Regions from separate parts of the Homo sapiens genome. Here region 2 is linked to region 1. A link is an interaction called in ENCODE POLR2A ChIA-PET data of the cell type or tissue named here. Cell type or tissue: MCF 10A. All regions are shown on one strand. Each heading gives the region's core, and the rest is flanking DNA. Links, peaks and the distances in the headings are about the cores only.

Evidence for each region. ChIA-PET counts read pairs that join two places held together with the same protein. Peaks named below come from ENCODE experiments on the same cell type or tissue, not always from the same donor. Only the 100,000 strongest peaks of a DNase experiment are listed, where the experiment ranks them.
Region 2: POLR2A ChIA-PET joins it to region 1 with 5 read pairs; 3 of 35 experiments call an interaction of 5 or more read pairs at or near these places.

Annotation. Positions count from the first base shown.
Region 1 is chr12:121,381,943-121,397,322 of GRCh38, forward strand. It overlaps LOC124903037 (a long non-coding RNA gene), which reads left to right. Exons shown (of 2, transcript XR_007063498.1): 2 at 10,028-10,484. Among named protein-coding and RNA genes, the nearest start is that of RNF34, 10 kb to the right of the region's middle. RefSeq lists an enhancer at 9,841-10,250. In MCF 10A, for the core only: no CTCF peak of the experiment used is centred there; no DNase peak of the experiment used is centred there.
Region 2 is chr12:121,178,863-121,194,242 of GRCh38, forward strand. It overlaps P2RX7 (purinergic receptor P2X 7), which reads left to right. Exons shown (of 13, transcript NM_002562.6): 12 at 1,492-1,593; 13 at 5,443-9,170. The coding sequence ends at 5,940. The region is part of intron 2 of LOC105370032 (a long non-coding RNA gene); the gene reads right to left. Among named protein-coding and RNA genes, the nearest start is that of P2RX4, 24 kb to the right of the region's middle. RefSeq lists an enhancer at 11,066-11,566. In MCF 10A, for the core only: no CTCF peak of the experiment used is centred there; a DNase peak (open chromatin) is centred at 5,739.

The sequences.
Region 1 (15,380 bases), core at 6,624-11,623:
AGGGATTAGGGTTGGGATTACAGTTGCCTGCCACCATGCCCGGCTAATTTTTGTATTTTTAGTAGAGATGGGGTTTCACCATGTTGGCTATATGCTGGTCTTGAATTCCTGACCTCAGGTGATCTGCCTACCTCGGCCTTTCAAAGTGCTGGGATTATAGACATGAGCCACCATGCCCAGCTTGATCCTATTTCAAATAAATAAATAAAATAGACACAGTATTGGCCAAGATTTGAGTAAATTAATAAGCGCTGATCAGAGTGCAGAGAATTGGGCTGTTTCTATACAAAACCAATAGAAATGCAAATTGATACACCCATTCTCTGGAAAAATTTGAATGTAGCCTGGACAACATAGCAAGACCCCCATGTCTTTAAAATAATGAGAACATCTGTGTTCTAACGCATAGTGCTTAGCTTTTTTTTTTTTCTTTTTTTTGAGAAGGAGTCGAGCTCTGTTGCCCAGGCTGGAGTGCAGTGGCACAATCTCGGCTCACTGCAACCTCTGCCTCCTAGGCTCAAACAATCCTCCTGCCTCAGCCTCCCGAGTAGCTGGGACTACAGCTGTGTGCCATGCCCGGCCTCTGGCCAGCATACTTTTTAAAAATTGGAAGACTCGGATGGGCACGGTGGCTCACGCCTGTAATCCCAGCACTTTGGGAGGCCAAGGTGGGCGGATCACGAGGTCAGAAGATGGAGACCATCCTGGCTAACACGGTGAAACCCCGTCTCTACTGAAAATACAAAAAATTAGCTGGGCATGGAGGCGTGCGCCTGTAGTCCCAGCTGCTGGGGAGACTGAGGCAGGAGAATGGCGTGAACCGGGGAGGTGGAGCTTGCAGTGAACTGAGATGCCGCCACTGCACTCCAGCCTGGGCGACAGAGCAAGACTCTTTCTCAAAAAAAAAAAAAATTAGAAGACTCAGTAAATGTTAAGTCTGGCTGTTGTAATTGTCAGATGTACATCAAAATGCTGGTACTGCTTATCTTTAAGTAGTGGAATCGTAATTTTAATATTCTTTTGTACACTTTTCTATATTTCTACAATAATGCATTTTCCTTTTGTAATCAGAAAAAAAAAAGAAAATTAAGATTTCGGTCCTCATAGCCGTCTTTATAGTCAACTTTCTAAGCAAGATAACTTTGCTTAAGGTAATTCTCACTGCTGTGGGACAGTGATTCCATATTGGATAAAGGCTTCGATATTTTTGGAAAGGCATCCCAATCTTTGCTACCCTCTCTTCTAATAAGAGTCGAGGTGAACACTATCAAACAACTGAAAAATACTTCTATCAGGTCAGCGCTCCAGGATATTTCTATTCTTAGACATAATAAGATTTGGAGAGCAGTGCTTTAGAGGCTGGGCAAGAATTTTAGAAAGCTAAGGATTACAACAGATCTGGACATTTCTCCCCCATCCCCATTAACAGTCATGAACTGAAAATTTCTATTAGGGGTCATTCATTTACAGGAAAAACAACGAAAACCAAGAAACTTGGATTATGTCATTCATCTACTAACATTTTTTATGGCACCCCTGTGCCTATTCTAGTACCTACACATTACTCAGCCAGGCATCTGAGGTCATTTTAAAGATAATTTTCAGGCAGGTGTGGTAGCTTAGGCCTGTAATCTCAGCATTTTGGGAGGCTGAGGTGGGAGAATTGCTTCAGCCCAGGAGTTCCAGACCATTTTGGGCAAGAGGGCAAAACTCCATCTCGACAAAAATTACAAAAATTAGCCAGGTGTGGTGGCGCCCACTGGTGGTTCCAGCTAATCAGGAGGCTGAGGCAGGAGGATCGCTTGAGCCCAGGGGTGGAGGCTGTAGTGAGCCGTGACTGTGCCACTGCACTCCAGCCTAGGCAACAGAGCAAGACCCTGTCTCAAACAAAAAAAAAAGTGATATTCAGAGCGACTTGAAACATGGATCTGAATCTAGGTACTGGAGTTTCCACTTTCAGCTTCGGGACTATCAGTTCACACCCAGCTATAAACATATCGAGCAAATTCCTAGAACTCTTCTATGAGTGTCATATCAATATACACACCTGCATATGTGTACTGCTGAGCCACCGCGCCTGGCCAAAAGTATTTTTTTCAAGCGTCTAATGGTGTAATAATTAGCCATTCAAATTAAAGGGGCCATTCTAAAGAATTAGCTTCAGCAGGTGGTGTGGCTCAGGCCTGTAATCCCAGCACTTCGGGAGGCCAAGGCAGGTGGATCACCTGAGGTCAAGAGTTCGAGACCAGCCAGGCCAACATGGAGAAACCCCGTCTCTACTAAAAAAACCATGAAAATTAGCCGAGTGTGGTGGTGTGCACCTGTAGTCCCAGCTACTCAGGAGGCTGAGGCAGGAGAATTGCTTGAACCTGGGAGGTGGAGGTTGCAGTGAGCTGAGATCTTGTCATTGCACTCCAGCCTGGACAACAAGAGCGAAACTCTGTCTCAAAAAAAAAAAAAAAAAAAAGTTGAAGTAGGGGAGATAAGAATTAAATAGAATTGAATCAGTTGAAACAAAAAAAAATTCAATACAAGATGAAAAGAGCTGTTTTGGAAATCTTGGCAGCAGTGCTGAAAAGAAAAGGCTATTTTATTAACCTTTTAGCAAAGACATAGTCAGATGTGTGTTCAAGAATACCATTTGAAATTATAGTCTTACAAAATTACTACAGGCAGCCAGGAATGGTGGGTCATGCTTGTAATCCCACCACTTTGGGAGGGCGAGGCAGGAGGATTGCTTGAGGCCAGGAGTCTGAGACCAGTCTGGGTAACATAGTGAGATCTTGTCTCTACAAAAAAAAAAAAAAAAAAAACGGGCCAGGCATGGTGTCTGTAGTCCCAGCTATTCAGGAGGCTGAGGGGGGAAGATCACTTGAGCCAGGAAGGTCAATGCTGCAGTAAGCCATGATCTTGCCACTGCACTCTAGCTTGGGCAATGGAGCAAGAGCCTGTCTCAAAAAGAAAAAAAAAAAGTACTGCTACAAGTATTGTGACTCTAGAAGGTGTAAGGGTTTCAGAATGAGGATGGACAAAGGTTGACATTTTTGGGAACAATTATTAGGCACATGTATCTCTTTTTTTTTTTTTTTTTTGAGATGGGGTCTCACTCTGTTGCCCAGGCTGCAGTGCAAATGGTGCAATCTCGGCTCTTCGCAACCTCTGTCTCCCGGGTTCAAGCAATTCTCTTGCCTCAGCCTCCTGAGTAGCTGGGATTACAGGCGCACGCCACCATGCCTGGCTAATTTTTGTATTTTTACTAGAAATGGGGTTTCACCATGTTGGTCAGGCTGGTCTCTAACTCCTGACCTTGTGATCCACCCACCTCGGCCTCCCAAAGTGCTGGGATAACAGGCATGAGCCCCCCGTGCCCAGCCTAGGCACATGTATATTCTTACATGATTGTAAATGAAGGTGGTGATGGATAAGAGTACTAATCTTTTTATCCTGCATAGTCTGAAATTGGAATTTTCAAGGCAACTCTTCTTATCACAACCATCTGAATGTCTCCTTCCCTGAATGTCTACTTTATTCATTTATCAGTTGATAATGTTCGTATTTCATTGCGTCTGTCTAATTTGGCTATAAATGTGCAAGAGCGTCAGCCTGTCTGCCTTGGATTGTAAACTGTTAGAGGAGAGAGGCAAGGTTTAGCTAATTCTCTGTGTGAATCATTTAGCATGGCATAGCACTACACACAATCAAGGTTTTAATAAATGTGTTGATTATGATCTTTGAAAAAAGGCTTAGTCCCATTTATCGTCTTCTCGACCTTGTCAGCACTTCTCAAGAGGGTGGGGAGAGTTGACTTAATCTACATTTTTTTTTTTTTGAGACAGAATCCCACTCTGTCATCCAGGCTGGAGTGCAGTGGTGTGATCTCGGCTCACTGCAACCTCTGCCTCCCCAGGTTCAAGCAATTCTTGTGCCTCAGCCTCCCAAGTAGTTGGGATTACAGGTATGCGCCACCATGCCCGGCTAATTTTTGTATTTTTAGTAGAGACAGGGTTTCACCATGTTGAACAGGCTGGTCTCAAACTCCACACCTGAAGTGATCTGCCCGCCTTGGCCTCCCAAAATGCTGGGATTACAGGCGTGAACCACCGCACCTGGCCTACTTTTAATACCTGAAGCTTATGCTAAATACGATAACTGCAACGTATCAGTGACGTCTGTTGGTGAATGTCTGAAATGTATTTTCACATTTCTGTAGCTGTTTGAGATGATATTACTTATATGGTACTTGGACACTTGACTTGAAGTAAATATGTTTTAAAATTGAATCACTTCAGTGTGAAATTCAAATTTTGTGGAATCCAAAAATATTTATTTTGACTTTTGCCAACTGTTATTGGGGATGGAATGCCTAATCCTTGAATTGTAACTTCAACAGAAAGGTCTCATTACCAGCACAGGGGTGAACAAAGGCTCAAGGAGACAGGAGACTTCTATATTTTGCCTCTTAACTATTTTTATTACAGTCAGTGATGTTAATCTCTAAAATATCCCAATAAATTAATGTAATCACTGCAGTTTTCTTTTTTTTTTTTTCTTTTTTTGAGACAGAGTTTCACTCTTGTTGCCCAGGCTGAAGTGCAATGGCACGATCTTGGCTCATTGCAACCTCCATCACCCGGGCTCAAGCGATTCTCCTGCCTCAGCCTCCTGAGTAGCTGGGATTACAGGCATCTGCCACCACGCCCGGCTGATTTTGTATTTATAGTAGAGACGGGGTTTCTCCATGTTGGTCAGGCTGGTCTCGAACTCCCAACCTCAGGTGATCTGCCCACCTCGGCCTCCCAAAGTGCTGGGATTACAGGCGTGAGCCACCATACCCAGCAGTTTTCTATCCATTCTATCAATATTCTATGCATTCATTCATATTTATTAAGTTGTCTATTATGTGCTAGGTTTTGAAATGTATAAAGAAGATGAAGGCCAGGTGTGGTGGCTCACACCTGTAATCCCAGCACTTTGGGAGGCTGAGGTGGGAGGAACACTTGAGCCCAGGGGTTTGAGATCAACTTAGGCACCATAGGGAGACCCTGTCTCACAAAACTTTTTTCAATAATTGTCTGGGTATGGTGGCATGTGCCTATGGTCCCCGCTACTCAGGAGGCTAAGGCAGGAGGATTGCTTGAGCCTAGGAGGTTAAGGCTGTGGTGAGCCATGTTTGTGCCACTGAACTCCAGCTTGGGCAACAAAAAGAAGGTAGACATGGTAACTGCCCTCATGGAGTGTAAAGTCTATCCAGACAAGTAACCAGTTACACAGTGGGCTGCATTTGTGGATGGGAGGAGATGTTGACTAGAGAGGAACAGACACAGACACACACAAACACACACATTTCTGGGATGACAGAAATGTTCTTATTTTGTTCTGGGTGAGTACATGAATGTATTCAGTCATCAAAACTCACCAAAGTGGCCAGGTGCGGTGGCTCACGCCTGTAATCCCAACACAGGCAGGAAGATCACATGAGGTCAGGAGTTCGAAACCAGCCTGGCCAAGATGGTGAAACCCCATCTCTATTAAAAATACAAAAATTAGCCAGGCATGGTGGCACACGCTTGTAATCCCGGCTACTTGGGAGGCTGAGGCAGGAGAATCACTTGAACTTGGGAGGCGGAGGTTGCAGTGAGTCGAGATTGCGCCACTGAACTCCAGCCTGGGTGACAGAGGGAGACTCTGTCTCAAAACAAAAGCAAAACTCACTGAACTGAACACTTAAGTTTCGTGCATTTTATTATACCTTAATTGCACTTCAATTTAAAAAAAAAAGCAGAAAAGAAAAACCAAGGTAGCAAAATAGCGATTATAATACGGTATGACAGTGAGTATCGTGTATGATGTACATGTGTATCAGTGTGCCTGACAACTTTAGGAGTTAAGAGTACAGCTCCTTGAGAAAGTCTACAGAGCTGGTAGCTAAAGGTTGATTAAAGATAGCCAGTCCAGGAAGCCAATGAAGCGCTTCCTCTGAACTTGGAAGAGATGGGGAATTTACATCTCAAAAGAGCTTGCCTGTGCAAAGGCCCAGAGGTAGGAGAGTATGACCCACTGGGGCACTGCAAGCAGTTCAGTATGGTTACAGTGGAGGTTGTGAGGTGAGGGTGGTGGGAAGTAGGCCTGGAGGGGTGAGCAGGGAATGGACGATAAAGGACCCTGTAACACTATTTTAATAAATTTGGACTTTTTCATGAGGCCATTGGGAAACCCTAAAGGAATAAATGTGTGTGTGTGTGTATATATATACACACACACACACATTTATGAGTGAGATCTTGGCTCACTGCACCCTCTGCCTCCCGGGTTCAAGTGATTCTCCTGCCTCAGCCTCCCAAGTAGCTGGGATTACATGTGCGCGTCACCATGCCTGGCTAATTTTTGTATTTTAAGTAGAGACAGGGTTTCACCATGTTGGCCACGCTAGTCTTGAACTCCTGGCCTCAACTGATCTGCCCACCTCAGCCTCCCAAAGTACTGGGATTACAGGCATGAGCCGCCTTGCCCCACCATCCCAAAGGAATTTAAACAGGAAAAGACAAAGTCAGACTTTTCGTGTAAAGAGGCTTTTGTCCTCAGGATAGAGAGCAAACCAGAAGTGGGGATGACTAAGCAGGTGGTGGGGGTGGTGGGGTAGTGCAGATTGGAGCTCAAGCTCCTGCAGCTGCAATGAAGCAAGAGAAACAGTAAGAGCCATGGGCCAAGGGGATGAAGAAGTAGATGGATGTGAGTGGTGCACAGGGCTAGAGCTGCTCAAAGGCAAAGTCAAGGATGACTTGCAGTTCTCTAGCATGGTGCCATAGAGCATGGTAGGGAACCCAGGAAGAGGAGCATGGGTTGGAAGGAAGTGGGTACTGAGCTGACAAATCTGAAACGCAGGGAAGAGACGGATTGGCAGAGGCTCAGGAGACCCATATACAGACCTAGACAGGGAATTCCTGAGAATGGTTACCTATCTGGAGTACAGGGTGAGGTCATCCAGAAGAATCTGTCGAGTGAGAAGTGGAAAGGCCTGCAATACTTGTATCAACACCAAAACTTGAAGGGTGGGTAGAGGAGATGGAGAAGAAATTGCTCAGAGAGACAGAAGGAAAACCGAGAGAGTAGAGTAGGTGGCCCAGCACGGTGGCTCACGCCTGTAATCACAACACATTAGGAGGCTGAGACAGGAGGAGTGCTTGAGCCCAGAAGTTTAAGACCATCCTGGGAAACATAGGGAGACCCCGTCTCTACAAAAAATAATAATAAATTAGCTGGATGTGATGGTGCACATCTGTAATACCAGCTACTCAGGAGGCTTAGGCAGGAGGATTGCTTAAGCCCAGGAGGTCAAGGCTGCAGTGAGCCATCATGGTGCCACTGCACGCCAGCCTGGGTGACAGAGTAAGATCCTGACTCAAAAAATTTATTTATTTATTTATTTATTTATTTATTTATTGAGACGGAGTTTTGCTCTTGTTGCCCAGGCTGAAGTGCAGCGGTGTGATCACGGCTCACCACAATCTCTGCCTCCCAGGTTCAAGTGATTCTCCTGCCTCAGCCTCCTGAGTAGCTGGGATTACAGGCATGCACCACCACACCCGGCTAACTTTGTATTTTTAGTAGAGACGGGGTTTCTCCATGTTGGTCAGGCTGGTCTCGAACTCCCAACCTCAGGTGATCTGCCCACCTCAGCCTCCCGAAGTGTTGGGGTTATAGCATGAGCCGCTGAGCCTGGCCAAAAAATTTTTTAAGAAGAAAAGAAATCTGAAATCTATTTCATGTTATATCTGAAATAGACATGATATGCTTTCTCTTAGTTTTCTAAAAAATATGTTTAAACCCTTTTCTGGTTTAGAATTTACTGTAGTTTGGAGTATAAGATTTGTCCAGGTAAATTCCCAACATCCTTATCAAGGAGTCATCAGATAGTTTCCGTCTTTGAAGCCTGGGTTGTCTTTGAATTTAGAGCAAAGAATGGTTGGAGTTTTTCCAAAGTTGCCAGCAAAAAGCATGCGTTTAAGAGGTCAGACTTGGCTTCTGGTCCCATCTTTGCCTGTAGCTAGATGTGTGATCCTGAGCACACTTAACTCTTCTGGGAGGCACTTTGTCAATGTAAATTGAGAAAGTACATAAAGTGACCTTGAAGGGCCCTTCTAGCTCAAAAACTTTATAGCAAATGATGGACTCTTTTTTTTTTTTTTTTGAGACGAGGTGTCACTCTGTTGCCTAGGCTGAAGTGCAGTGGCAGGACCTCTGCTCACTGCAACCTCCACCTCCCAGGTTCAAGCAATTCTGCCTCAGCCTCCAGAGTTGCTGGTATTACAGGTGCCTGCCACCAAGCCTTGCTAATTTTTTGTATTTTTAGTAGAGACAGGGTTTCACCATGTTGGTCAGGCTGGTCTCAAACTCCTGACCTCAGGTGATCCGCCTGCCTGGGCCTCGCAAAGTGCAGGGATTACAGGCATGAGGTACTGTGCTCTGCCGGGACTCATTATTAAGTTCAGAATTTCTAGATCTTAGTGAGACTCCGTTCAAGCAAAACCATACTATGATACAACGGTTAACAAGATGAGAACCTGGCAAACTTTTAAATTTTTATTTATTTACTTATTATTTTTTAGAGCCGGTGTCTCTCTCTCTTGTCCAGGATGGCCTGCAGTTCCTGAGGTCAAGTGATCCTCTGGCCTCAGCCTCCCAAGTAGTGAGAACTATGGGTATGTGCCATCACGCTTGGCTAACCAACCCCCTGCTTAACCTGAGTTTGCAAATGTCAAAGTTGGAGATAGGTCATAAAATCGACTCACTGGTAGATTTTACAGACTGAATCTTGCTGTGTTGCCCAGGCTGGTCTATAAAACTTGGGCTCAAGTGATCCTCCCATTTGAGCCTCCCAAAGTGCTGGTATTACAGGTGTGAGCCATTTCCCCCAGCCCTGCAAATAAACCTATTTTCTTTTTAAATTACTCAGTCTCAAGTGTTCCTTTATAGCAACACCAATGGACTAAGACGTATATGAATGTAGATTTACTGTATAAGAATGAACTTGTTTTGGAAGGTCTGTCTTTTTATTGGAAGAATCGTAATTCTGGTGAGCATCATGCTGGACTGGGGATAGGAGAGTTGGCAGCTCTTCTTTCATCACTGCCTCACTGAGCCTCAGGCAAGACAGCTCACCTTCCCAAGCCATGAAAAGAAGAAAACCCTTTCTCCTTTCTGCCTGCTAAGGAGGGTTATTGGAGAAAAAGCCTGTAAAGTGCTCCAACTTCAGAGAAATATCAATTGGCCCTGTGTTATTTGTCTCACTCTCTGGAAACCACTTTATTTATTTATTTATTTATTTTATTTTGTTTTTCGAGACAGTCTTGCTCTGTGGCCCAGGCTGGAGTGCAGTGGTATGATCTCAGCTCACTACAACCTCTGCCTCCCGGGTTCAAGCAATTCTGCCTCAGCCTCCCGAGTAGCTGGGATTACATGTGCCCACCACCGCACCCAGCTAATTTTTGTATTTTTAGTAGAGATGGGGTTTCACCATCTTGGCCAGGCTGGTCTCGAACTCCTGACCTCGTGATCTGCCCGCCTTGGCCTCTCAAAGTGCTGGGATTACAGGCATGAGCCACCATGCCTGGCCTTTTTTTTTTTTAATTTATTTATTTGACACAGAGTCTCGTTCTGTCACCCAGGCTGGAGTGCAGTGGCATGATCTCGGCTCACTGCAACCTTCGCCTCCTGGATTCAAGTGATTGTCATGCCTCAACCTCCTGGGTAGCTGGGATTACAGGCACGCACCACCATGCCAGCCTAATTTTTGTATTTGTAGTAGAGACAGGGTTTCACCATGTTGGCCAGGCTGGTCTCAAACTCCTGAACTCAAGTGATCTGCCCGCCTCAGCCTCCAAAGTGTTGGGACATAGGCATGAGCTACCGTGCCTGGCCTGGGAACCACAGAAAGTTCTGTTTCTGTTTCACTTTCAGGATTCTTCAGCTATTTGGCAAAGTTGAAGACATAAGTTCCCGGTTCACAACCATTTTCTCCATTTTACAGAGGGAGAGACGTAAGGCAGAAGAAGATTACATGTACGAGTTGACAGCATAATTCACTGGCAGAATTCCAAAAAGATGCTATCAGTCCAAAAGAAAATGATTCTGGGGAGCCATCTGTTCTCCAGCTGCAGAGATGTTTCTCTAAAGTGCAATAAGTATTGTTGAAACCATCTTTACTGTAGCGGAAGTCAATCACAGTCTGGATTCAGATGGGAGCTGGTTTAAGCATTCAGATGAAGAGATACTTCGTCATTTCTACCAGTGAGTCAACTTTATGACCTATCTACAACTTTGGCATTTGCAAACTCAGGTTAAGCAGGGATGGTTAGAGAGTTTATTTGATCTTTTAAATTATAAAACTTATGCAATGAGTCCAAAAAAGATGGATTACCTTGAGTAGGTAAAATAGTTATATTTGTTAAATTGACCAAGGATAAATAAAAACATAGCAAACCAGATCCAATTCTCAAATATTTTGATCTGGCTCATATCTAGGCAACCAGAGTTGGGCACTCGTCTAATGATGATGCAGTTGAGCTTAGATGGGAGAGTGGTGGGGCATGGGTAGAGAGGTACACGTGCTGGAGATGAGACACGAATGGCAGAATGTAGAGAACTGTTAAAACTGGGTGATGGGTATGTGAGGGTTCATTGTATTATTCTATTTACTTTAAATATGTTTGACATTTTCCAGAATAAGAAATGGCTTAATACAGCAAGTTGCTAACCAACTTTTAAAAAGGCATATTATCTGCCTTCTATGACTTGTTATCATTGGGTGATTCCATTGTTAGGATAATAATAAAGCCTTCTACCCTATTGTCTTTTTTTTTTTTTTTTTTTTTTTTGAGACAGAGTCTTGCTCTGTCACCCAGGCTGGAGTGCAGTGGCACCATCTCGGCTCACTGCAAGCTCCGCCTCCCGGGTTCACGCCATTCTCCTGCCTCAGCCTCCCAAGTAGCTGGGACTACAGGCGCCCACCACCACACCCTGCTAATTTTTTTGTATTTTTAGTAGAGATGGGGTTTCACCATGTTAGCCAGGATGGTCTCGATCTCCTGACCTCATGATCCACCAGTCTCGGCCTCCCAAAGTGCTGGGATTACAGGCGTGAGCCACCGCACCCGGCCAAATACTCTTTTTTTTTTTTTTTTTTTGAGGAGTCTTGCTCTGTCGCCCAGGCTGGAGTGCAGTGGCGTGATCTCGGCTTACTGCAAGCTCCGCCTCCTGGGTTCACACCATTCTCCTGCCTCAGCCTCCTGGGTAGCTGGGACTACAGGTGCCTGCCACCACACCCAGCCAATTTCTTTTTCGATTTTTAGTGGAGACAGGGTTTCACCGTGTTAGCCAGGATGGTCTCGATCTGACCTCGTGATCCACTCGCCTTGGCCTCCCAAAGTGCTAGGATTACAGGCGTGAGCCACTGCGCCTGGCCTGTTGTCTTTTAAGTACACATCATGTTGAAAAAGATTATTCAGTAACTTACAAAAATTTAATTATTATTATTTTTTGAAACAGGGTCTCACTTTCTCACTCAAGTAGGAATGCAGTGGTGCAAACACGGTTAACTGCAGTCTCAACCTCCAGAGCTCAGGTGATCCTCCAACCTGAGTCTCTGGAGTAGCTGGGACTACAGGCTCCTGTCACCATGCCCAGTTAATTTTTTGTGTTTTTTGTAGAGCCCAGGCTGATCTCGAACTCCTCGGCTCAAGTTACCTGCCTGCCTTGGCCTCTCAAGTCATGAGTTACAGACATGAGCCACTGCACCTGGACTTATTAGTTTTTTTTGAGACAAGGTCTTGTTTTATCGTCCAGGTTGGAGTGCGGTGACACAATCACGGCTCACTGCAGTCTCACATTCCTGGGCTCAAGTAATCCTCCTGTCTCAGCCTCCTGAGTAGCTGGGACCACAGCCGTGCACCACCACACCTGGCTAATTTTTTATTTTTTGTAGAGACAGGGTTTCACTATGTTGCCCAGGCTGGTGTCCAACTCCTGGGCTCAAGCTGTTACCGAATGGAAAGTCTTGATTGTGAGTTGTCCAGGTTCTTGGCACGTTGAACAAAGAATTGAACAAAATGCACAAAGCAACAAAAGAATGAAGCAACAAAAGCACAGATTTATTGAAATGAAAGTACACTCCACAGAGTGGGAGCGGACTCAAGCAAGCAGCTCAAGAGCCCCAGCTGCAATGTTGTTTAGGGTTTTTATTAAACTAAAAGAATTTTGCAACATCCCTAGGTACCCTTTAGAGGCTTCCAATTGCTTACATCCTATGCCAATGAAGGATTTGCCCACAACCAATCAAAGGCTGAAGTGAAGGCTTGGCCCTCTACCAATTAGAGGCATTTACTGTTTGTGACCTAAGGGAGAGGGGATTTTGTAGAGGGAGGAGCCTCTGGCCCCTTATCACTTGGGCATGGAGAGGTGGGGTTTTCCTTCTGGTCCAGTTCCAAGAAGTCTGCTGCAGGTTGGCCTTAGGCTCCCTGTCTCCAGACCCTGTTCTCCTGCCTGAAAGTGGTGGTCCCACTTCGGCCTCCCAAAGTGCTGGGATTATAGGTGTGAGAGACCGTGCCCAACCTAATTGTGTATTTGAGATAGGGTCTTACTCTGTCACCTAGGCTGGAGTGCAGTGACACAATCATGGCTCACTATAGCCGTGACCTCCCAGGCCCACATGATCCTCCCACCTCAGCCTCCCAAGTAGCTGGGACCACAGGTGCGTGCCACCATACCCAGCTAATTTTTGTGTGTGTGTTTTGCAGAGATGGGGTCTCCCTATGTTGCCTAGGCTGGTCTCAGACTCCTGGGCTCGGCGAACCCCCTACTGGGCCTCTCAAGGTGCTGGGATTACAGGAGTGAGCTACCATGCCAGGCCTCAAAAATTTAGATAGTGGAACTTTTGCTTCTTCTTGACATTGAGAGAGGTTTGAAATTATTTGACTTTCAGCACATTGTGAATTCAATAAAATAATTTTTTGAGGTGCTAAAAAGAAACAACTCAGAAAATGGCCCCACTACATCCTAAGGATCCAATGCATCCTCAATTGCATTGAGTTGCAATAAATTATCCCATGTGTCTTGGCATTCCTACTTTTTGTCTCTGAAATACAAAGTATTAGGTTGTTATGATCATAACTTAACAGACAAAAATTTCCTGAACCACAATTGATACAATTAGTACACAATTGAAAGAGGAGGGTCATTGGCCGGGCATGCTGGCTCACGCCTGTAATCCCAGGACTCTGGGAGGCTGAGACTGGCGGATCACGAGGTCAGGAGATCGAGACCATCCTGGCTAACACAGTGAAACCCTGTCTCTACTAAAAATACAAAAAATTAGCCTGGCGTGGTGGTGGGCGCCTGTAGTCCCAGCTACCCAGGAGGCTGAGGCAGGAGAATGGCGTGAACCCCGGAGGTGGAGCTTGCAGTGAGCTGAGATTGCATCACTGCACTCCAGCCTGGGCGACAGAGCAAGACTCCATCTCAAAAAAAAAAAAAAAAAAAAAAAAAGAGGGTCATTATATAAAATTTGAAACAAAGAAAAAACTATGATCACAAAATGCATCTCTTTCATTGAAAAAAGAGTGATATTTAAGCACAAATCTCTCTCAACTTCAGAAGGTCCCAACTTCAGGTAGGTAGGCATTGTAAACTCATGTGTAACCTATTTACTCCCTTATGTTTTTTTTTTTTAAATCATTTTCCTTCTCCACCTTCCAGAAAAAAAAGTATTCACTCAAACTTTTATTGATGGGTGGGTGTGGTGGCTCATGCCTGTAATCCCAACACTTTGGGAGGCTGAGGCAGGGGGATCTCTTGAGGCTAGGACTTGGAGACCAGCCTGGGCAAAATGGTGAAACCCCTCTACTAAAAATACAAAAATTAGCTGGGCATGGTGGTGCACACCTGTAACCCCAGCTACTACTCGGGAGGCTGAGTCATGAGAATCACTTGAACCTGGGAGGTAGAGGTTGCAATGAGCCAAGATCGCGTCACTGCACTCTAGCCTAGGCGACAGAGCGAGACTCCGTCTCAAAAAAAAAAAAAAAAATACAATTCAGCTGGGCACGGTGGCTCACGCCTGTAATCCCAACACTTTGGGAGGCCAAAGTGGGCAGATCACTTGAGGTCAGGAGTTTGAGACCAGCCTGGCCAACATGGTGAAACCTCATCTCTCCTAAAAATAAAAAAGTTACCCGGATGTGTGGCATGCACCTGTCATCCCAGATACTCGGGAGGCTGAGGTAGAAGAATCACTTGAACCTGAGAGGCAGAGCTTGCAGTGAGCAGAGATTGTACCACCGCACTCCAGCCTGGGTGACAGAGGGAGACTCTCTCAAAAACAACAGCAACAACAAAAAACCAAACACAATTTACTGGGAGCTTGCTTATGCTAGGTACAGATCTGTGTGCTGGGGACAAAATAAGACAAGTCTTCCCAAGTATTGCACTGTTTTAAATTTTCCCCTGATACTTAAGTTTCTCCCTAGCCTTTGTTGTTTTCATTGTCCTTCTGTGGCCACTTTCCAGCTGCATTAACTCTTCTTTTTGTGTTCCTCAATATTAACAGCTTTATTGAGATATAATTCACATACCATATAATACACCCGTTTAAATTATACAATTTAGTAGTTTTTAGTATACTCACAGAGCTGTACAACCATTCACATAGCTAATTTTAGAACGTTTTCTTTTCCTTTTTTTTTTTTTTTTTTTGAGCAGGGTCTCGCTTTGTCACCCAGGCTGGAGTACAGTGGCTCACTGCAGCCTCGACCTCCTGGGCACAAGTGATCCTCCTACCTCAGCCTCCCGAGTAGCTGGGACTACAGGTGTGCACCACGATACCCAGTTAATTTTTGTTTTTATGTTTTGTAGAGATGGGATCTCCTTATGTTGCCCAGGCTGGTCTCGAACTCCCGGGTTCAGGTGATCCTCCCGTCTCAGCCTCCCAAAGTGCTCAGATTACAGCCATGAGCAATCACACCCGGCCTAGAATGTTTTGTTTTGTTTTGTTTTGTTTTTTGAGACAGAGTCTTGCTCTGTCACCCAGGCTGGAGTGCAGTGGCGTGATCTCGGCTCACTACAAACTCTGCCTCCCGGGTTCACGCCATTCTCCTGCCTCAGCCTCCCAAGTAGCTGGGACTACAGGCGCCCGCCACCGCGCCCGGCTAATTTTTTGTATTTTTTAGTAGAGATGGGGCTTCACCGTTGTCTGGATCTCCTGACCTCGTGATCCGCCCGCCTTGGCCTCCCAAAGTGCTGGGATTACAGGCGTGAGCCACCGCGCCCAGCCTCCTAGAATGTTTTCATTACCCCAAAAGAAACCTGTGTCTAGTAGCAGTCACTCCATT
Region 2 (15,380 bases), core at 3,674-8,673, 210 kb before region 1:
AAAAGCAAACTGTAGAACAATATATGTTATATGATATATAGGTTAAAAAAAAATCACTAGACACAGAAGCTAATCTGTATATTTTCTGCATGTATATTCTATATATACACAAGTGTACACACACACACACATACATATACATATGTGTGGGTGTATATATGTACACAAAATTGTACCAGTGGCTGCTTCTGGAAAGGAGCTTAGGGTGGGGGAGTAGGAGTAGTCAAAGAGATTTTAGCGTCATCTGTATTGTTTTGATTTGATTAATTCAGACTTTATCAAGCAGGTCCTCTGCGTTCAACTCCATGATTTTCCCCAAAGATAAATCTCTGGTACCTAAAAACAAAGACGATTGGCTAGACGTGGTGGCTCACGCCTGTAGTCCCAGTACTTTGGGAGGCCAAGGAGGGTGGATCACCTGAGGTCAGGAGTTCAAAACCAGCCTGGCCAACATGGAGAAACCCCGTCTCTACTAAAAATACAAAAAATTAGCCAGGCATGGTGGCGCATGCCTGTAATCCCAGCTTCTCTAGAGGCTGAGGCAGGAGAATCGCTTGAACCCAGGAGGTGGAGGTTGTGGTGAGCCAGGATTGCGCCATTGCACTCCAGCCTGGGCAACAAGAGCGAAACTCCGTCTCAAAAAAAAAAAAAAAACAAAGACGATTTCTTTGTCTTTCCCTCATCCAAGAACATGATTGTCCTGTTCCAGCAGCTGATGCATAATTCACTGTCCATTGTATATGCATTCACAATTTGAAATAAAAGTTCATCTTTGCAGCTAAAACTAATCACCACTTCATGGCCCAAGATGAGATGAAATTTAACAAACATGTAAATAATTTAAGTTGCAATAGTACAAATTTCTGGAGATACTGAATCTAGAGTTACTGAAATTGACAGAATACAACAAAGAAATTTTATGCAGCAACTGGGGGGTCCAATGTAAAAACATTAAGCAGTAAGCTGTGGCTGTGTTGAATTTACAAGTTAAGATGCATGGGGTTCCGCCTGGCGTGGTGGCTCACTCCTGTAATCCCAGCACTTTGGTAGGCCAAGGCGGGCGGATCAACTGAGGTCAGGAGTTCAAGACCAGCCTGACCAACATGGAGAAACCCCGTCTCTACTAAAAATACAAAATTAGCTGGGCATGATGGTGCATGCCTGTAATCCCAGCTACTCAGGAGGCTGAGGCAGGAGAATCATTTGAACCTGGGAGGCGGAGGTTGCAGTGAGCCAAGATCATGCCATTGCACTCCAGCCTGGCAACAAGAGTGAACTCCAACTCAAAAAAAAAAAAAAAAAAAAGCATGGGGTTCCATTTCTGATTTATCTTTAGACTCAGAAATCATTAATTCTTGGTTAATGAGAGTTTTGAGCCAGCTTGTTCAATAGTCTATCATTTGGCAAATAGGAATTACAGTTGCCTTTAGATAGGCAATTCTTGATAATTCTGTACAAAAATGGGTAAACTTTCAAACCATCTTTTCCTAGACATTAAAGTATGTGTCCTTTGTGGATGAATCCCACATTAGGATGGTGAACCAGCAGCTACTAGGGAGAAGTCTGCAAGATGTCAAGGGCCAAGAAGTCCCAGTAAGTTAAATCATTTTGTCTTTTTTTTTTTTTTAAGAAAATTTACTGTTAAATATAAACACATCTAGAAACTTGTACAAATCAAAACTGATGGATTTTAACAAAGTAAACATACTCATATAACCGGCACTCAGATTAAACAATTGAAAATTACTAGCAGGAGTCCCTTTTATGCCCCCCTCCAATCACTACCCTCTCTTTCTCCTTTTTTAATTTTTAAAATTTGGCTGGGCACGGTGGCTCACACCTGCAATCCCAGCACTTTGGGAGGCCAAGGTGGGTGGATCACTTGAGGTCAGGAGTTCGAGACCAACCTAGCCAACATGGTGAAACCTCGTCTCTACTAAAAATACAAAAATTAGCCGGGTGGTGTGGTGGCACACATGTAATCCCAGCTACTCAGAAGGCTGAGGCAGGAGAACTGCTTGAACCCAGGAGGTGGAGGTTGCAGTGAGCCGAGATTGTGCCATTGCACTCCAGCCTGGGTGACAGAGCAAGACTCCATCTCAAAAAAAAAAAAGAAAAAAATGTATATTCTTAAATTACAAACGAGGTCTCACTATGTTGTCCAGGCTGGTCTCAAGCAGTCCTCCCACCTCAGCTGTACCAAGCCCACCAACTGCCCTCTCTTAAAAGTAGTCATTATCCTGTTTCCAAAGATTAATTTTACTTTGGCTAGAATTTTCTAAAAACTGAATCACGTAGTATGTAAGCGGTATATACGCGGTTGAGTGTCTGGCTTCCTTTACTCAACATTATTTTTGTGAGAGTTGTTCATGATGCCATGTATAGTTCATTCTCATTGTATAATTCTGTTTTATAAATATCCAACTTATTCAGCCATCCTACTGTTGATGGACATTTGGGTAGTGTCCAGTTTGGGGCTAATGCCAATAACGCTGCTATGCTCAACATATGGCACTCTACTGGACAGTTACCTAAGAGTGGAATTGCTGAGTCATAAGGCAGACATATGTTCGGTTTTAGGAGATACTAACAAACGGTGCTGAAAAATGGTTGTTCACATTTGCACTCTCCCCAGCAGTTCTGGTTGCTGGGCATCTTCAATTTCCTAGGGCTGAATTACCACAAACTAAGTGGCTTAAAACAACAGAAATGGCCAGGCATGGTGGCTCATGCCTGTAATCTCAGCACTTTGGGAGGCTGAGGCAGGCAGATCACCTGAGGTCAGGAGTTTGAGACCAGCCTGACCAACATGGAGAAACCCCATCTCTACTAAAAATACAAAAAAATAGCCAGGCATGGTGGCGGGCGACTGTAGTCCCAGCCACTCAGGAGGCTGAGGCAGGAGAATGGCATGAACCTGGGAGGCAGAGCTTGCAGTGAGCCAAGATTGCACCACTTTGAGAGGCCAAGGTGGGCGGATCACCTGAGGTCAGGAGTTCAGGAACAGCCTGGCCAACATGGCGAAACCCTGTCTCTATTAAAAATACAAAAATTAGCCAGGCGTGGTGGTGCACACCTGTAATCCCAGCTACTCAGGACGCTGAGGTGGGAGAATTGCTTGAACCTGGGAGGCAGAGGCTGCGGTTAGCTGAGATCACACCTCTGCACTCTAGCCTGGGCAACAGAACAAGCTCCATCTAAAAAAAAAAAAAAAAAAGTCTTTTCTGCTCCTTTTGAAATATCAGTGAGTTTTCTTCTTTTTTTCTGTTAGTTGAATTGTACTGATTGATTTTCAAATATTAAGCCAAACTTGCATTCCTGAAGTAAACTCAATTTGAATGTGTTGTACTATTCTTTGTATTTATTGCTGAATTCCATTCACTAATATTTAGGATTTTTACATCTCTTCTTGAGAAAGACTGACCAAAGTGTTTCCATTCTTGTAATGTTCTTGTTGGATTTGTGTATGAAGTGAACTACAGTCATGCATCACTTAATGATGGGGATATGTTCTGAAAAACGCATCAGTAGCTGATTCTGTGGTTGTCTGAATATCATGGACTCTATTTACACAAACCTAAATAGAATAGCCTATTATACTTAGGTTATATGGTGTAGTCTATTGCTCCTAGGCTGCAAACCTGTACAGCATGTTACTGTACTGAATACGGTAAGCAACTGTAACAGAATGGTAAGATTTGTATATCTAAATATAGAAAAGGTACAGTGAAAATATGATATAAAAGCTTAAAAATGGTACATCTGCATAGGGCACTTACCATGAATGGAGCTTGTAGGACTGAAAGTTGCTCTGGGTGAGTCAGTGAGTAGTGAGTGAATGTGAAAGCCTAGGTTGTTACCGTGCACTACAGTAGACTTCATAAACACTGTACACTTAGGCTACACTAAATTTACTTCAAAATATTTATCTTTCTTCAATAATAAATTAATCTTAGCTTACTGTGACTGTTTTACTTTATAAATTTTTAAATTTTTTAAACTCTGTACAGTGGTATAAAAATATTTTCTTTCTCACCGGGAGTGGTGGCTCATGCCTGTAATCCCATCACTTTGGGAGGCCGAGGCAGGCGGATCACAAGATCAGGAGATTGAGACCATCCTGGCCAACATGGTGAAACCCCATCTCTACTAAAAATACAAAAAAATAGCCAGGCATGGTGGCAGGCGCCTGTAGTCCCAGCTACTCGGGAGGCTGAGGCAGGAGAATGGCGTGAACCCAGGAGGCAGAGCTTGCAGTGAGCCAAGATCACACCACTGCACTCCAGCCTGGGCGACAGAGCAAGACTCCATCTCAAAAAAAAAAAAATTCTTTCTCTATATCCTTATTCTATATACTTTTTTCTATTTTTAACATTTTTTATTTTTATTTTTACTTTTTAAATATTTTTGTTAAAAACTAAGTCATGGCCGGGTGCAGTGGCTCACGCTTGTAATCTCAGTACTTTGGGAGGCTGAGGTGGGTGGATCACTCGAGGTCAGGAGTTCAACACCAGCCTGGCCAATATGGTGAAACTCTGTCTCTACTAAAAATATAAAAATTAGCCGGGTGTGGTGGTGCGCGCCTGTAGTCCCAGCTACTCAGGAGGCTGAGGCAGAAGAATCGCTTGAACCCAGGAGGCGGAGGTTGCAGTAAGCCAAGATCATGCCACTGCACTCCAGCCTGGGAGACAGAGCAAGACTCCATCTCAAAAAAAAAAAACAACAAATACACACACACACACACACACACAAAAACCATTTCCAATAGTGCTAAGTCCTATGAAGAATGTGGAATACCACAGTGTGATAAGGGAATCATGTGGGAGAAAAGCTGCTAGATAGGGTGGTCAGGACAAGAGGTGACATCTCAACAGAGGCCTGGCTTTTCTGAATTTCATTTTCCAAAATCTGTAAAATAGGCCAGGTGCAGTGGCTCATGCCTGTAATCCCAGCACTTTGAGAGGCTGAGGCAGGTGGATCACCTGAGGTCAGGAGTTCCAAACCAGCCTGGCCAACATGTTGAAATCCTGTTTCTACTAGAAATACGAAAGAATTAGCTGGGCATGGTGGCATGCACCTGTAATACCAGCTACTTAGGAGGTTAAGGCATGAAAATTGTCTGAACCTGGGAGGTGAAAGTTGCAGTGAGCCAAGATCACACCACTGTGCTCCAGCCTGTGCGACAGAGTGAGACCCTCTCTCAAAAAAAAAAAAAAAATCTGTAAAATAAAGACAAGGATACATTATCTCACAAGCGTCTTCAAAGGCCTGAATGAGGCAATGCTTACAGAACACATGCATGGTCCTGATATCTACACCTAATAAATGACGGCTACTATAAATCATGTAATATTAAACGTAACTTTATAAGTTAATAAAATTAAAGAACCTAGAACCTGAGGGCTTGTCATGGCTAATAGGTTTGGAAACTTGCTTTTTCAGAGACCTGCGATGGACTTCACAGATTTGTCCAGGCTGCCCCTGGCCCTCCATGACACACCCCCGATTCCTGGACAACCAGAGGAGATACAGCTGCTTAGAAAGGAGGCGACTCCTAGATCCAGGGATAGCCCCGTCTGGTGCCAGTGTGGAAGCTGCCTCCCATCTCAACTCCCTGAGAGCCACAGGTGCCTGGAGGAGCTGTGCTGCCGGAAAAAGCCGGGGGCCTGCATCACCACCTCAGAGCTGTTCAGGAAGCTGGTCCTGTCCAGACACGTCCTGCAGTTCCTCCTGCTCTACCAGGAGCCCTTGCTGGCGCTGGATGTGGATTCCACCAACAGCCGGCTGCGGCACTGTGCCTACAGGTGCTACGCCACCTGGCGCTTCGGCTCCCAGGACATGGCTGACTTTGCCATCCTGCCCAGCTGCTGCCGCTGGAGGATCCGGAAAGAGTTTCCGAAGAGTGAAGGGCAGTACAGTGGCTTCAAGAGTCCTTACTGAAGCCAGGCACCGTGGCTCACGTCTGTAATCCCAGCGCTTTGGGAGGCCGAGGCAGGCAGATCACCTGAGGTCGGGAGTTGGAGACCCGCCTGGCTAACAAGGCGAAATCCTGTCTGTACTAAAAATACAAAAATCAGCCAGACATGGTGGCATGCACCTGCAATCCCAGCTACTCGGGAGGCTGAGGCACAAGAATCACTTGAACCCGGGAGGCAGAGGTTGTAGTGAGCCCAGATTGTGCCACTGCTCTCCAGCCTGGGAGGCACAGCAAACTGTCCCCCAAAAAAAAAAAAGAGTCCTTACCAATAGCAGGGGCTGCAGTAGCCATGTTAACATGACATTTACCAGCAACTTGAACTTCACCTGCAAAGCTCTGTGGCCACATTTTCAGCCAAAGGGAAATATGCTTTCATCTTCTGTTGCTCTCTGTGTCTGAGAGCAAAGTGACCTGGTTAAACAAACCAGAATCCCTCTACATGGACTCAGAGAAAAGAGATTGAGATGTAAGTCTCAACTCTGTCCCCAGGAAGTTGTGTGACCCTAGGCCTCTCACCTCTGTGCCTCTGTCTCCTTGTTGCCCAACTACTATCTCAGAGATATTGTGAGGACAAATTGAGACAGTGCACATGAACTGTCTTTTAATGTGTAAAGATCTACATGAATGCAAAACATTTCATTATGAGGTCAGACTAGGATAATGTCCAACTAAAAACAAACCCTTTTCATCCTGGCTGGAGAATGTGGAGAACTAAAGGTGGCCACAAATTCTTTGACACTCAAGTCCCCCAAGACCTAAGGGTTTTATCTCCTCCCCTTGAATATGGGTGGCTCTGATTGCTTTATCCAAAAGTGGAAGTGACATTGTGTCAGTTTCAGATCCTGATCTTAAGAGGCTGACAGCTTCTACTTGCTGTCCCTTGGAACTCTTGCTATCGGGGAAGCCAGACGCCATTTAAAAGTCTGCCTATCCTGGCCAGGTGTGGTGGCTCACACCTGTAATCCCAGCACTTTGGGAGACCAAGGCGGGCGGATCACTTAAAGTCAGGAGTCCAAGACCAGACTCGCCAACATGGTGAAACCGTATCTCTAATAAAAATACAAAAATTAGCTGGGCATGGTGCGGGCACCTGTAGTCCTAGCTATCAAGAGGCTGAGACAGGAGAAACACTTGAACCTGGGAGGTGGAGGTTGCATTGAGCTGAGATCGTGCCACTGCACTCCAGGCTGGGTGACAGAGCGAGACTCCATCTCAAAAAAAAAAAAAAGAAAAAAAAAATGTCTGCCTATCCTGAGACTGCCCTGCTGTGAGGAAGCCCAAGCAGTCACGTGGACAGTGCCTGACCAGCCCCAGCTTTCAAGCCATCCAAGCCCAGTCACCAAACATGAGAGAGAAGAAGCCTTCAGGTGATTCTGGACTCCACTAACATATGACTGATACCGCATGATACATCCCAAGTGAGAACTGCCCCATAAATCCAGAAAACCACATTGCTATCTTAAGTCCCTAAGTTTGGGGCTTATTTGTTCCACAGCAACAGGTAACTGGAACAGAGGGCAAGCCTGATGAATGGGCACACAGACTCAGCCCATACCTTCCCTGGTTCTAATGTTCTCAGGGAGCCCGGACCAACCCTGGGAGCCTCAGGAACTTAGGTTTCCACTGGACAGTTCTAGAAGGGCTATAGACCAAATCAGGTAACTCACCAGACCAGCCTTGGAATCTATCAAATCTAACTGCTGAGCTACCCAATGCATTCCGATCCTCATCACAATTCTTTGACTGAAGGCCGGGCGTGGTGGCTCACGCCTGTAATCCCAGCACTTTGGGAGGCTGAGGCGGGTGGATCACCTGAGGTCAGGAGTTCGAGACCAGCCTGGCCAACATGGTGAGACCCTGTCTCTACTAAGAATACAAAAATTAGGTGGGTGTGGCGGTGGGCGCCTGTAATCCCAGCTACTTGGGAGGCTGAGGCAGGAGAATCTCTTGAACCTGGAAGGTGGAGGTTGCAATAAGCCGAGATAGTGCCACTGCACTCCAGCCTAGATAACAGAGCAAGACTCTGTCTCAAAAAACAACAACAACAACAACAAAACAATTCTATGACTGAAAGTGACTAAAAAGCTGGCTTTATGCCATTAACACTCTGTACTTTGCAGCCAATCAGAACTGACGCAGTCTGGGTGCTAGCTGCTTCAAAAGCAACCCACACCACACTTTTACCATTTCCATACATCAACTGCTGAGAATATGAAAATGCACAGTGACAGGTTTTAGGATCCTGCTTCAGGATTTCCTTTTCCTGGTTTGGTCACTAGAGTTGGCTATTTATCTGTTTCTAAACAATAGCTATTTTATCGAATAGTTTAGAGACCACTATTAAATATTGTGACTGATGAAGGATCTGTGAATTTTTTTATATATGTTCTAAGAGTTACCATTTTGATACCTTTTAAAAACCAGCAGCTTTCTACTATATTCATGTAAGACAGCATGAATAAAACCATTTTTTGATACAGGGTTTTATTTGGCTTTAAACTCAGGAACCAAGTTAATTATGCCAGATTGAACTTTGATTTTTACTACCTTTTCAAAGATATTTTAAAAAGTGGATTACTACATATGATTTCTTTGGAGCTTACATTTCTTTACTTCACGAATTCTATGTCACTGTTACAAGTTTCCATTCTGATGGCTTCTGGGCCTTTGTACCTTTGTTTTTGGTGCCTTATTCCTAGTATGTTTCTATCACCTTAATGAGGCCGCAGATGGAGTCAGAATGTGAAATTACAAATAATCACTGGATCCATCTACTGTTTTCCATCACCTTCCCCACTGATGCTCTGGGCGAGAGAGTGATGTGTCACTTCAACTGTGTGTAATATGTCAGACACGTCCTACAATAACAGGCGTCATATTTGTATTATTTTTAGTTTACTGTAGAAAATAATGTCACCGCCAAAGGTGATGAGAGTCACGTTTTGTAGGATCTGTTTTCTTATACTTAAAGACAGACTTCTGCTACGGTAATTGCCAGTATTCATGGCTTCCTTTCTGTGTCAGAAGAGAAGGGATCTGCTTTCTCTTGGCTGATTTCACATAGCATTGGTAATAGACATGCATTTCTCTTTCTAAAGGGGAGTAACTTTTTAAACCCTTCCTGATTTTAGCCTGGCAATGTAAGTGTCCTTAATGTGACTGTTTTGATAATTAAAAAAAGGTATATAATTTATTTAAATCTTCATTTCCTTTCTTTTCAGAAGGTCCCCAAATCACAGTTAACTCATTCATTGACGCATTCACTCAACAACTATTCAATGAGGCACTCTCTAGAGACCAAGGATAAATAAGGTAGCCAGTCTCATAGAGATATGAGGAGATGGAAATTAATCAAATAATTCAAGCAAATGGCATCTTGCAACTTGTGCTGAGTATAATGGTGAAAAGGCAAATGATGGCATGAGAGCTTATAGTAGGGAAATTTGGCCTATTTGGGGAGATCAGCCTACCTGAGGAAGGAATGTTTTAGCTAAAATCTGAAGGATGAGTATTACTTAACTAGTGAATGCGGGAGGAAAGAGCATTCTAGGCAGAGAACAGTATGTGCAAAGGTCCTGGGGCAGGAAAAGCAGAGCAGGTTTATAGAACTTAAAGGAGAACTGTATGACTGTGCCATAAAAAGTACAGAGAAGTAAGGCATGAGTTACGGTTGGACAAGCAGGCAGGGGCTAGGCTGCCTGGAGCCTGTGGGCCATGGTAGAGTTTGTCTGTATCCTAAGACCTAAGCCACATAAGGGTTCTAAGCAGGAACCTGGTAAGATCACATTTAATTTTAATTTTTTTATTTTTATTTTTATTTTTGAGATGGAGTCTTGCTTTGTTGCCCAGGCTGGAGTGCAGTGGCTCAACCTCAGCTCACTGCAACCTCTGCCTCCTGGGTTCAAGCGATTCTCCTGTCTCAGCCTCCCAAGTATCTGGGATTACAGGCGCCTGCCACCACACCCAGCTAATTTTTGTATTTTTAGTAGAGACAGGGTTTCTCCATGTTGGCTAAGCTGGTCTCGAATGCCTGACCTCAAGTGATCCACCGGCCTCAGCCTCCCACAGTGCTGGGATTACAAGTGTAAGCCACCACACCCAGCCATATTAATTTATTTTATTTTATTTTATTTTATTTATTTTGAGACAGAGTTTCACTCTTGTTGCCTAGGCTGGAGTGCAATGCCACTATCTCAGCTCACTGCAACCTCCACCTCCTGGGTTCAATCAATTCTCCTGCCTCAGCCTCCTGAGTAGCCAGGATTACATGTGTGCCACCATCACGCCTGGCTAATTTTTGTATTTTTAGTAGAGACGGAGTTTCTCCATGTTGGTCAAACTGGTGCCGAATGCCTGACCTCAAGTGATTCACCAGCCTCGGCCTCCCAAAGTGCTGGGATTACAGGAGTACGCCACAGCGCCCAGCCACCAAATTAATTTTTAAAGATCACTATGATCGCTGTGTGGAAAATGAGCTGGGAGTGGTGGTGGATACAGTTTTTGTTTTTGTTTCAGTCTTTCCCTACTCCATGAAACATTTGCGCTATATATGCGGCCAAATGGAATGTTTCTCTTTTCTCCCCTCCTCTTCCTCTTGGGAAGTCACCAAAAAAAAAAAAAAAGAAAAAAAGAAAACAAATCAGCAGCAAGAGAAAAGGACGAAAAGCTCTGGTGGCCTTGAATTTTGGAATGGCCCCTGTCCCAAGCTGGCAGGGATGAGGCTGTGTGTTGAGCTTCAGATCACAGGAAGGAGTGCACCAAATCAGGAGATGAAGGGCAGTCAGCAGGACCCACTGGGTACCCACCGTGCAGTGTAAGGCCTAAAATTAAGCTCTAATATGAGGTGCTGCTTTGACATCAGGTGAAATCAGGAGTGCCTCACCCCAAGTTTCTCTCCCAGTCCTCCCTTGGCAAAGGGCGCCCAGTGAAACAGCCTTCCTTATCAAAAAGACCAGATGCAGTTCCTGCTAATCCCTGAGCGGCAGGTGTGAGTCTCCTGCCAACCCACGGAGTTGTCCAAATGAGCCAGTCACATCCTCCGGGGAACCAGGGCCTCCTCACCCTCTTGGTGCTACAAAGCCTGCCCCGCACTGGCCCTGGTTGTTCACTCTGTTTCTGTGTGGCCCTGCACGGCAAGTGGGGTCTTCCTCCCCGAGCTGTGAGTGTGTGTGACCAAAAACTGCTGCCAATCTCATTTGCCCAGTGTTGGGTGTCATGTGTTCAGCTACCGCCATAACCCTGGGGTGGGAACTGGGAATCCCTCCCTCACCACTGAGGTAAAGAGGTTATTAAAACATCCCTACTTCAGCTGGGTGCGGTGACTCACGCCTGTAATCCCAGCACTTTGGGAGGCTGAGGTGGGTGATCACCTGAGGTCAGGAGTTTGAGACCAGCCTGGCCGACATGGTGAAACCCTGTTTCTACTAAAAATACAAAAAATTAGCCAGGCGTGGTGGCGGGCACCTGTAATCCCAGCTACTTGGGAGGCTGAAGCAGGAGAATTGCTTGAACCCGGGAGGCAGAGGTTGCAGTGAGCCACGATCACACCATTGCACTCCAGCCTGGGCAACAAGAGCGAAACGCTGTCTCAAAAAAAAAAAACACCCTAATTCCAGGCCAACCAGCAGCCCTAAAAAATTAATCTTCGTTTGGCTTCTACCAAAAGTCATGGTCTACACAAAGCCCTGCCTACTAGAGGCAATAAGGAACCATGACCACCACCCCCATTTATTCAAATTACCCACTGGAATGCACCGAGTGGGGTTTCACCCTCTGCTGCTTGTATGTTTCTCAACCCATGTTCTAATCCCATGCAGTCATCATTCAGGAATCCCTGAGGATCCCCTGATTCAACTTCTCTTTTTTGAATAGATTAGAAATTCCTATCTTCTTTCACTTTTACTGTGACTTTTCAGCTTCCTGTTTTCCATTCCTGAGGGCTATGAATCATATTTCCAAAATAAATGATGATCTATGGAGAGGATTTTGCATTTCCAACATCCTTAGCTAATTTTAATGAATTATCATGGTCACATGATCCTAAGGCTTCAGGAATCGGAGGAAGTGGCTGACACTGACTTACCATTTTAACCAAACAATCACTGCACTTAAGCTTGGATAAGGGTCAAATAAAACTAACAGGGCTCTTATGCAAGCCCTTCCAGTCTGGTAAGTTATGAGTATTTATGTTTTATTTCCCCCCAAAAACAATAAGACCCTCAGAGGCAAGGAACTCATCTTGGTTTTTGTCCCTTACACACCTATCTCAGTCCAGTGGTATGATGGGCACTGGAAACAAACCACCTGGTTCAAATCCTGGCTTGGTCACTTATTGGCCAAGTGGCCTGATATGGTTTGGCTGTGTCCCCACCCAAATCTCATCTTGAATTGTTAGCTCCCATAATTCCCATGTGTTGTGGGAGGGACCTGGTGGGAGAGAATTGAATCATGGGGGCGGTTTCCCCCATATTGTTCTCGTGGTAGTGAATATGTCTCACGAGATCTGAGGGTTTTATAAGGGGTTTCTCCTCTTGCTTGGCTCTCATTCTTGTTTTGCCTGCCACCATGTAAGATGTGGCTTTGCTCCTCCTTGCCTTTGTCATGATTGTGAGGCCTCCCCAGCCCTCCCCAGGTGACACATTGGAACTGTGAGTCAATTAAACCTTTCCTATATAAATTATCCAGTCTTTGGTATGTCTTTATTAGCAGTGTGAGAACAGACTAATACATGGCTTTGGGCAGCTTCTCATGTCTAGCCATGGTAGCTATTCTTATGATTTGGATGGTGCCCAAGCATTGCTCTCGAGCTCCAGGCCCATATATTTAACCACCTCCAGATATTCTATACTTAAATGGTTTAGAGGCAATTCAAACAGCTACAAAAGACAAATCATGATCTCAGTTCACCCCACCCACATGTGACTTCCAGAGCTCCCAAGATCAGCCAGTAGCACCACCTGCCATCAGTTCAACTTCCCAAGCCAGAAATTCAAAGGATACCTTGATGTCTCCCTTCTCCTTCCCCGTTCTGTCCAATCTCATCTGTTCATTCAGCAAACACTTACTGAGCACCCCAGCACTGTACAGGAGCTAGGGATGAACAGGTGAATAAGAGAGGCTCTTTGGGAGGTTAGGTGCAGTGGGGCAGACAGGCAATCACGGTGAAAAGAAATGCAGTGAGGACAGCTTGGGATACAGAGTTTGAAAGAAACAAGCAGGATGCTGTGATAGGAGCAAGGGAGTTACTTCTGACAAGGGGCAGGGATAGTGTCTCCAAGGAAGTGACATTTACACTAGATCTGAATATCAAGAAGGAGCCAGCTGTAATGAGTTGAAAGAAGGGCATTCCAGGAAGAGGGATGGAAAACATAAAGCTGAGGGGTGAGAGAGAAATAAGAGTGTTCCAGAGCCTGGTGCAGGAGCACACACATGTAGTCCCAGCGACGAGAGATCATCCCTTAAGCCCAGGAGTTTGAGGCCAGCCTGGGTAACATAGTAATAATCTATCTCAAAAAGAAAAAAAAAGAAAAGAAAAGAAATGAGTGTGCTCCAGGACCTGTCAGATGGCCAGTGCAACTATGCGGTGAGAGACACAGTCTTGCTTGTTTTCTTACTGCCTCCTAAACTGGGTGGTTCCATCTCACTGAAACAGACGCTCAAAGAAAGGCGAAATTCACAGGCAAGCACAGCCTTGGGAGGGTTATGAAGCTGGTGAGATGTAAGCGGGCCCTCACTGGAGGAAGGGGCTGGAAACAGTGGGATGAGAGGAGGCATTCCCAACAGGACCAGCAGCACAAGCCAGGCCCAGAAACAAATGACTATCATAGTGGAGGGAGATTAAATGGGACTGATTTGGGGAAACCTTCAAAAAGAAAAAAAGGCTGAGATGTTTGAACCAGTTGCAAAGTTAAGATGGAGCCGTTCTTGGGGCTGACAGAGGACATGAGAAAAGCAGTGACTTAAGAAATCCCAGCCGGGTGCAGTGGCTCACGCCTGTAATCTCAGCACTTTGGGAGGCCAAGGCGGGCGGATCATGAGATCAGCAAGTGGAGACCATCCTGGCTTACACGGTGAAACTCCGTCTCTACTAAAAATACAAAAAATTAGCCAGGGGTGGTGGCATGCACCTATAGTCCCAGCTTCTCGGGAGGCTGAGGCAGGAGAATCGCTTGAACCTGGGAGGCAGAGGTTGCAGTGAGCCAAGATCGCTCCACTGCACTCCAGCCTGGGTGACAGAGCGAGACTCCTTCTCAAAAATTAAAAAAAAAAAAAAAATCCCTCAGACCGACATGAGGACGTGGGATGGGAGGGGAAGCCTGGGGAAGTGACATCATTTAGAAGTCAGCTGGGATTATATAGGAGTGACTCAGTAAGCCACCTGTGCTACTGAATTGGTGGTGGTGATAGAAAGAAAAGGAAGAGAGATATATATATATGGGGGGTTTTGTTGTTGTTGTTGTTTTTTGGTTGTTGTTGTTTTTGTTTTTGTTTTGTAGAGATACGGTCTCCCTATGTTGCCCAGGCTGGCCTTAAACTCCTGGCCTCAAGCAATCCTCCCGCCTGGGCCTCTCAAAGCTCTGGGATTATAGGTGTGAGCCATCACCCCCAGCCTGGCTAAATGAATTTTTAAAAATTCCTCTGAGTCCAACAGGAGGAGATTGGTTAAGTAAATTATGGCACAGTCATATAACAGGAGGGTATGCAGCTATTTTAAATGATGCCATAGCAAGATAGTTAATGGGCCAGGCACGGTGGCTCACACCTGTAATCCCAGTACTTTGGGAGGCCGAGGCGGGTGGATCACGAGGTCAGGAATTCGAAACCAGCCTGGCCATGTGGTGAAACCCCGTCTCTACTAAAAATACAAAAACCAGCTGGGTGTGGTGGTACGCGCCTGTAGTCCCAGCTGCTCAGGAGGCTCAGGCAGGAGAATCACTTGAAGTCGGGAGGCAGAGGTTGCAGTGAGCCGAGATCATGCCACTCACTGCACACCAGCCTGGGCGACACAGCAGGACTCCATCTCAAAAAAAAAAAGAAGGAAAATCCGATTGATAAAAATCTACATTTACAAAAAAAGTAAATGGGAGGGGCGAGAGTAATTTTTCTTTACAAAGGAGTTCATAAGAAGATAAGATTCCTTCAAGAACATCTGAATGAAATTGTAAGAACTGAGTCCTCCTTTTCAGGAGCTTGTCTATGGAAGAGGCACAGGGATGCGCAGACCCTGGCTGTGAGAACACTTTAGAACTCTTCTTCGTTTCCTTATTTGCAAAAGAAAAGGATTAGGCTAAGCATGCTCTCTAAGGTACTTTTAAATTTTTTATTTATTTGATTTATTTGATTTTTTTGGAGACAAGGTCTCACTCTGTCACCCAGGCTGGAGTGCAGTGGCATGAACACAGTT